Regions from separate parts of the Homo sapiens genome. Here region 1 is linked to region 2. The links are chromatin contacts, found by Hi-C or POLR2A ChIA-PET in ENCODE. All regions are on one chromosome and are shown on one strand. Each heading gives the region's core, a stretch centred on a gene start or an enhancer-like site at or near the end of the contact. The rest is flanking DNA. Distances are from core to core; before and after follow the strand shown. Region 1 overlaps MYO5B (myosin VB). Region 2 holds the start of MYO5B (myosin VB).

What was found. A loop is a pair of places that touch in the nucleus more often than their neighbours do. ChIA-PET counts read pairs that join two places held with the same protein, here RNA polymerase II (POLR2A). Pooled maps may share reads with other maps.
Region 1: a pooled map shows a loop between it and region 2 (2.9-fold over the local background). The contact joins the enhancer-like site here to the promoter of MYO5B in region 2. A Hi-C loop is called at or near these places in 5 of 168 maps with a recorded cell type or tissue (A673, GM12878, K562 and 2 more), 2 of 37 single-sample maps with no recorded cell type and 8 of 50 pooled maps. POLR2A ChIA-PET finds 5 or more read pairs at or near these places in 1 of 52 experiments (PC-9).

What each region holds. Positions count from the first base shown.
Region 1 is chr18:49,857,588-49,860,287 of GRCh38, reverse strand. All of the region lies in intron 29 of MYO5B (myosin VB), which reads left to right. Among named protein-coding and RNA genes, the nearest start is that of SNHG22, 45 kb to the right of the region's middle. Within about 2 kb of position 1,412, at least 10 of the 41 ENCODE cell types and tissues checked have a DNase peak (open chromatin) inside an H3K27ac peak, as active enhancers do.
Region 2 is chr18:50,193,879-50,196,578 of GRCh38, reverse strand. MYO5B (myosin VB) reads left to right here and starts at 1,432. Exons shown (of 40, transcript NM_001080467.3): 1 at 1,432-1,812. The coding sequence starts at 1,786. RefSeq lists silencers at 1,218-1,457, 1,518-1,757.

The DNA of each region.
Region 1 (2,700 bases), core at 163-2,662, 340 kb after region 2:
CCCTCAGCCCAACCTCACCTCGGGGTGAGCACTTAAAGTCAGAGTTAGGTAGGGGCAGGAGTGTGGCCAGGGCTCTGGTCTGGCTCTTTGACAGTGCTCCTTTGATTCCTGTCCACTTCTACCCAAGCCTTATCAAGAGTGTAAAACTCCAAAGTGAGACTGGTGCATTCCCGAGGTCCCAGAAAACCTCCTAGCAGCTCCTCTCCATCCAGCAGGTCCCCGGCAAGACAGGAGGCCTCCAGGCATTGGCACCTGGGCTTGGTCGGGCGCACCTGGGGTTATTATTCACACCCGCCGCCCCCCGCCAATACACACACCAGGGGCCTGTCCGGGACAGCGGAGACTGTGTTTGACAAGGAACTGTGTGCAGTCTCAAGATTTGCTCGGAGCTGTTGGCTCATTTGACCTTGAGCCTCGGCTGCTGTGGGCTGCCTTGCTCAGAATGGCAAAGAAGGCGGGAAGAGCTAGCTTCTGCCCAGCCCCTCCCCAGAGGGCCCAGCTTTAACCAGTCCTGACTAAGAGCTCTTGGCTTTTTTCAAGGAGGTGATCATTTCCTTATGTTCCCCAAAGTTCTGCTGGTCCTGAGTTGGCAGCACAGTTTGGGTCTGCTGTAATTTCATGGCTAGGTCATATTAATCCACAAACTGTTCACCCTCATATGGCCAGGCCTAGGGCCTCAGATGTTTCTCTGTTGTTCCTGGTGTTTGGAGTGTGCCTTCCATTTCCCAGAGGTCCCAGGGAATATGCTAGGAGGTTGAATAGAAAGCTTGGGTATGAACTAAAGAAGTTAGGCTGTCTGTGGAGCACACAGTGGGCTTTTTAGAACCGGGAAACTGACCATCTCTGAGCTGGCAGGAATCTTGTCTGTTTCCCCAGGAAGGCAGGTTCTTAACTGTGGCGGGGCCATGGTTGATAGATCCTGTTTTTCCAATATCTTCACAGAGGCCAAGTAAATATTATCCTAGGCCTTGTCTGGCTTTTTATAAGATCTGGAAGAAACCTTTGCAATAAGGTTAGTAATTAAAGATCTGGAAGAAACCTTTGCGATAATTCAGTAGGCTACTTTCACTTTACCCGTAAAGAAAGAGAGGCCCAGGGCGTGGAGGTGATTAGCCCGGGCCACGGGCTCATTACAGGTGGGGCTGGGAGTTGCCCCAATGCTAGGTTCTCCAGCCAGTTTCCTGGATGCCGAGCCTCACTGCCCCCTGTGGCTGGAGACTGACTGCAGTGAGTTAACTTATCTCTGTGTGTCACAGTGGTCTCTCTGGAAATATTTGTAGATTTATTAATTGATATCAAGCACTTACATTTTCAACAAAAAATCCTGAGCCAAGTAGTTTGGGCTTTTTCTTTTCCCACCAGGAGGTGGCGCTCCCTCCCTGGCCTTGGCCCATAATGGCCTAAGTGGAGCTGGAGGAGCTCCTCCAGGGGTTCTTTCCTCTGGGAACCAACGGCTGAAGCAAGTTGGTTGACTGGTTTTTAGTTTACTCGTGTGTCTGATTTCCTGAGCACTGTGGGCTGCCTGGGCTGCACAGTTCTCTACTTTTATCTTTGTCAATAGTGCCTGGCTTGTTACAGAATTAAGAATTCTGGGAGTATGGCCCTGTGAGGCTGGTGGCCTGGGCATTCATTAATCCTAACTTCCTTGTGTGAGTCAGCTTCGCGTGCCCCACCCTAGAGAGCTCTGCAGTCTGTAGGTTTACGGGGACGACAGAGGTGAGGTGAACCTCTGAGACAGAGCCCCAGCAGCCCCTCCCTGGGGGGTGGGGGGCTGGAGGCTGGAAAGGAGCTTTAGTTCAAGGTCTGGAGACCCTGGGTCCTGGCGCAGGAGTCAGTGTCTCTCTGGTGTGGGAAAGGAGGTGGGTGGAGCCCAGGATCCCTGCACTTGTTCCCTTTCAGCGCTGATGCGCTCTACTTCCGGCCCTCCCCAAGAATCACTGCAGTGGTGCCTACAGTCCTCCAGTGAGCTGTGCCTTTGGGTTAAAGCACCAGCCATGAAAGGCCGTAGTAAAATGCAGGCACTAACATCTGAGACGGGATGATGCTGAGTTATGAGTTTGGGATTTGTTAAAGTCTATGTTGATGTTAATGATGGAGAGGTATAATGAGGCACATCGGACCCCCACTTCCTATCGTGGCCTGAAACAGTCTCTCAGGTTAAACATTAAAAGAGCCCTGGCTGAGGAGGAAGTCCCTTCAGATGGTGGGGGGCCTTAGGATTTTATTTTTGGTTTACAGATGGTTTGCACCCTGGGAATGAGGACGAGGGCATTACAGGTCCTCATTTAGGGCTGTTTGGATGCAGTTCTTGCTCCATTATTCCTGCCTGGAAAGCTGGAATCTGGCCTGCAGGAGGAGTACTCCAGGAACAGAGGCTGTTAGGAGCAGGGAGGTGCGGCAGAGTCCTGCTGGGGGCAGCAGGCCCCTACCTGCCCTCCTCCACCCAACTCTGCTGGCCCTTGAGTATCTCTGTGTGCCCAGGGCTGCGCAGGTTGAGGACCTAGGTGGAGGTGGAACATTGGACACACCTGACCTCCAGGAGCTGCCCTTGCTGGCATGGGGCAGACACTGGGTGACTTGGACACAGCAAAAGAGTTTGCATGTAGAGGGGTAAAGAGTTCTGCTTTCCCAAATTGAGTAAAAAGTGGTAACGCACCCCAGTCCCAAGGTCAAGGGGAGACATCATTCAGTTCTCATCTA
Region 2 (2,700 bases), core at 183-2,682:
TTATTCAAAAAGGGGAGAATCACCTGGAGGCAGAAAGAACAATGAGTACTGGCCCCACACCAGAGTTTATGGTTCAGTAGGTCTGCAGTGGAGCCCAATAACTTGTATTTCTAACAGTTACCAGGTGATGCTGATGGTGGGCGTGGGGGGTGGGGACACACTTTAAGAGCTACAGGAATCCGGGGAAGGGAAATATGCAGAAAAACTTTTGAGGAAGAGAAAAAAATCCCTTTCTGCTCTTGCCACTGATGTGAAGAGTTCCATTTTTAGGTCCAATGAGAGCCGCCCAAGCTTTGGTCAATGCATTTGTCACCCTGGAAGTACCATCCTTTAGACTTTCAGAGGAGCTTTAAAAATTGGGATACCCAGGTCCCATCCTTCATTATATCAGAATTCCTTGGGTTGGGGCCTCTTCCTTGGAACGCTTAAAGCTCCCCATGTGACTCTCATTGTGGAGGTGCCCATGGGAAGGCCTGCACAGGTGAATTACAACGGGATCTTGAGTTCCAGGTGGGATGCCTCTGAGAATCACCTTCTGGGGCTCTTGAACAACTGCCCCGGCTGGTACAGATATATCTTCCGGTTGAGAACCACTTTTCAGGGGCCACCCCTGGGTCAGGGACAGATGTCAGCTTCAGAAGGGAGTGTCTCCTCTGACAGCCCCTCGTCTCCCTCCACAGACTTCTGGCAGTTTTTTTTTTTTTTTCTTGGTTGAAATTTCTACTTTTCACTGGAAGTAGGAGAGGAGCTGAAGTTGCTGCAGGCAGCCAAGTGCCATGGTCAGAGAGGGAACACAAATAAACGAGGTAGTGAGTGGCAAAAGGACCCGGAGTCTGCATGTAGACGAGACGGGGGTTGGGAGAACGTGAGACTTCCCGGAAAAGCAGAAGCCCTCTGAGATGAGTGGCCTGGAGTCTCCTTGGAGGCTGTGGGCGAAAGTGGACAATATTTGTACAGAAGGAGTTACGACTCCCACTTTACTGACAAGGATTTCCGCGCAGAGAGTTCAGTTTGAAGGAGAAGATCCCTGGTGTATGTATATCCAGGTCGCCTTAATAACGATCTACGAGTAACTGAATTTTAATCATGAAAGCGCTGAATACAGCCAGGTAAAATCGAGGGCAATGTCTGGGGCCTTCCAGCCATAGACGCTTCTCTTTTTTCCCCCCTCTCTGGTTAGTTCCTCTTCCCTTTTCTTGTCTGCACCGCGTTCATGCCGGACTCCGCGGGGCCCGGTGCGGGTGGAAGCGGAGCGCGGCAGGGCAGGTGCGGGCGCCGGGGCGCACCTGTGCCTGCGCGCGCGCGGCGTCCAGCAGGGGGCGGCCCGCGCCGGTCCCGGAGCTCCTCTCTGAGCGCCCCGCCCCCGGCCCGGAGGCCCAGGTGGCAGCGGGGGCGCGGGAGGGCGCGTCGGGCCGGGCACCGGCAGGGCTCAGAGGCGCGGCGGCGCACGGGCCGTCCGCTCTGACGCGAGCGGGTCCTCCCTCCTCGCCGGCCCTCGCCTCCTCCCCACACCTGGGAGGGGAGTGGTGCGGCGCGGCCTCCTCCCCCGGCGCTCGCAACTCCTGTCCGGCCGTAGCTGCGCCGCCGCGGCGGGAGTAAAGGTCGCGCCGCCGGGAGCGAGCCGGCCGCGGCGCCTGCGGGAAGCCGGCGGGGCAGGTCGGAGAAGAGCGAGAAGATCGAGAAACTCCAGGCCAGCCCGGGAACATGGCGCCAGGCGGGCCAGCCGCGGACTGAGAGCCGCGGGGCAGCCAGGAGCCGGGGCCCGAGCCCCGCCCGGCCCGGGCCATGTCGGTGGGCGAGCTCTACAGCCAGGTGAGCGCGGCCGCGAGGGAGGCGCCCCGGGGCCGGGGTGGCGCGCTCGGGGCCACCTAGTACTCAGGGTCGCCTTCTCCCTCGGCTACTGGAGGCGGGAGGTGACGGGAGACCCCCCTCCGCGGTGTCCTCCTCGTCACTGTCCTCGGAGTCCCTAACTTCGGTTGGCGGAGAAAGTTTGGCGGTTCCGGGAACGCCCGCACTGACCGGCCACCCGGCTCCTAGAGGTTCCGCAGCGCCACGGCTCAGCACCAAGCCAGGGCTGTCGCCCCCTCCCCGCCGCGCCCCTCACTTTCGTTGCCTGGGCTCGGCTCCAACCGAGTTCCCCGAACGGCAGGGCGACCCTGCCAGCTCTGAGCGCCGTGCGCGGGACGGGCCCCCGCGGTGCTCCCGCTGCTGTCCCCTGTCCCCGCCGTGGACCCCACCCCAGGGGCTCTGCGGCGCCGGCTCTCGAGGGCGCGCCTCCGAGGCGTCCTTTCCTCCCGCATACCCACAACAGGGAACCCTGGACTTGGGAGAGGTGGGGGTTCTGGACTTGGTGGAGAGGGAGGAGACAACCTGGCGTGAGGGCGCGGCGGCTGGATGGAGTGAGGGTAAGCAATGGGTAGAGGGGTGCGCCGTTATCTCCGGAGACCCCAGGGAAGAGCATTGTGAATTTGCTGGGGATGGATGTTTTGACGCGGCCTCTTTGGTACAAAGAGGGCTTCAGTGACTGCGGGGAGGGGGTTGGAGTAAAGTCGAACCGGGAGCAGGGTGTGAGTTTCAGGATGCCTTCAAGGTCAGAAGGGATGTGTGAGGCTGGGTGCTCCGAATCGGGAACAGGTGCAGCCCGGGCGGAGACGCCCGCGTTCCGCAGCAGTTGCTGTGGTTAAAGTTAGGGACAAGCCA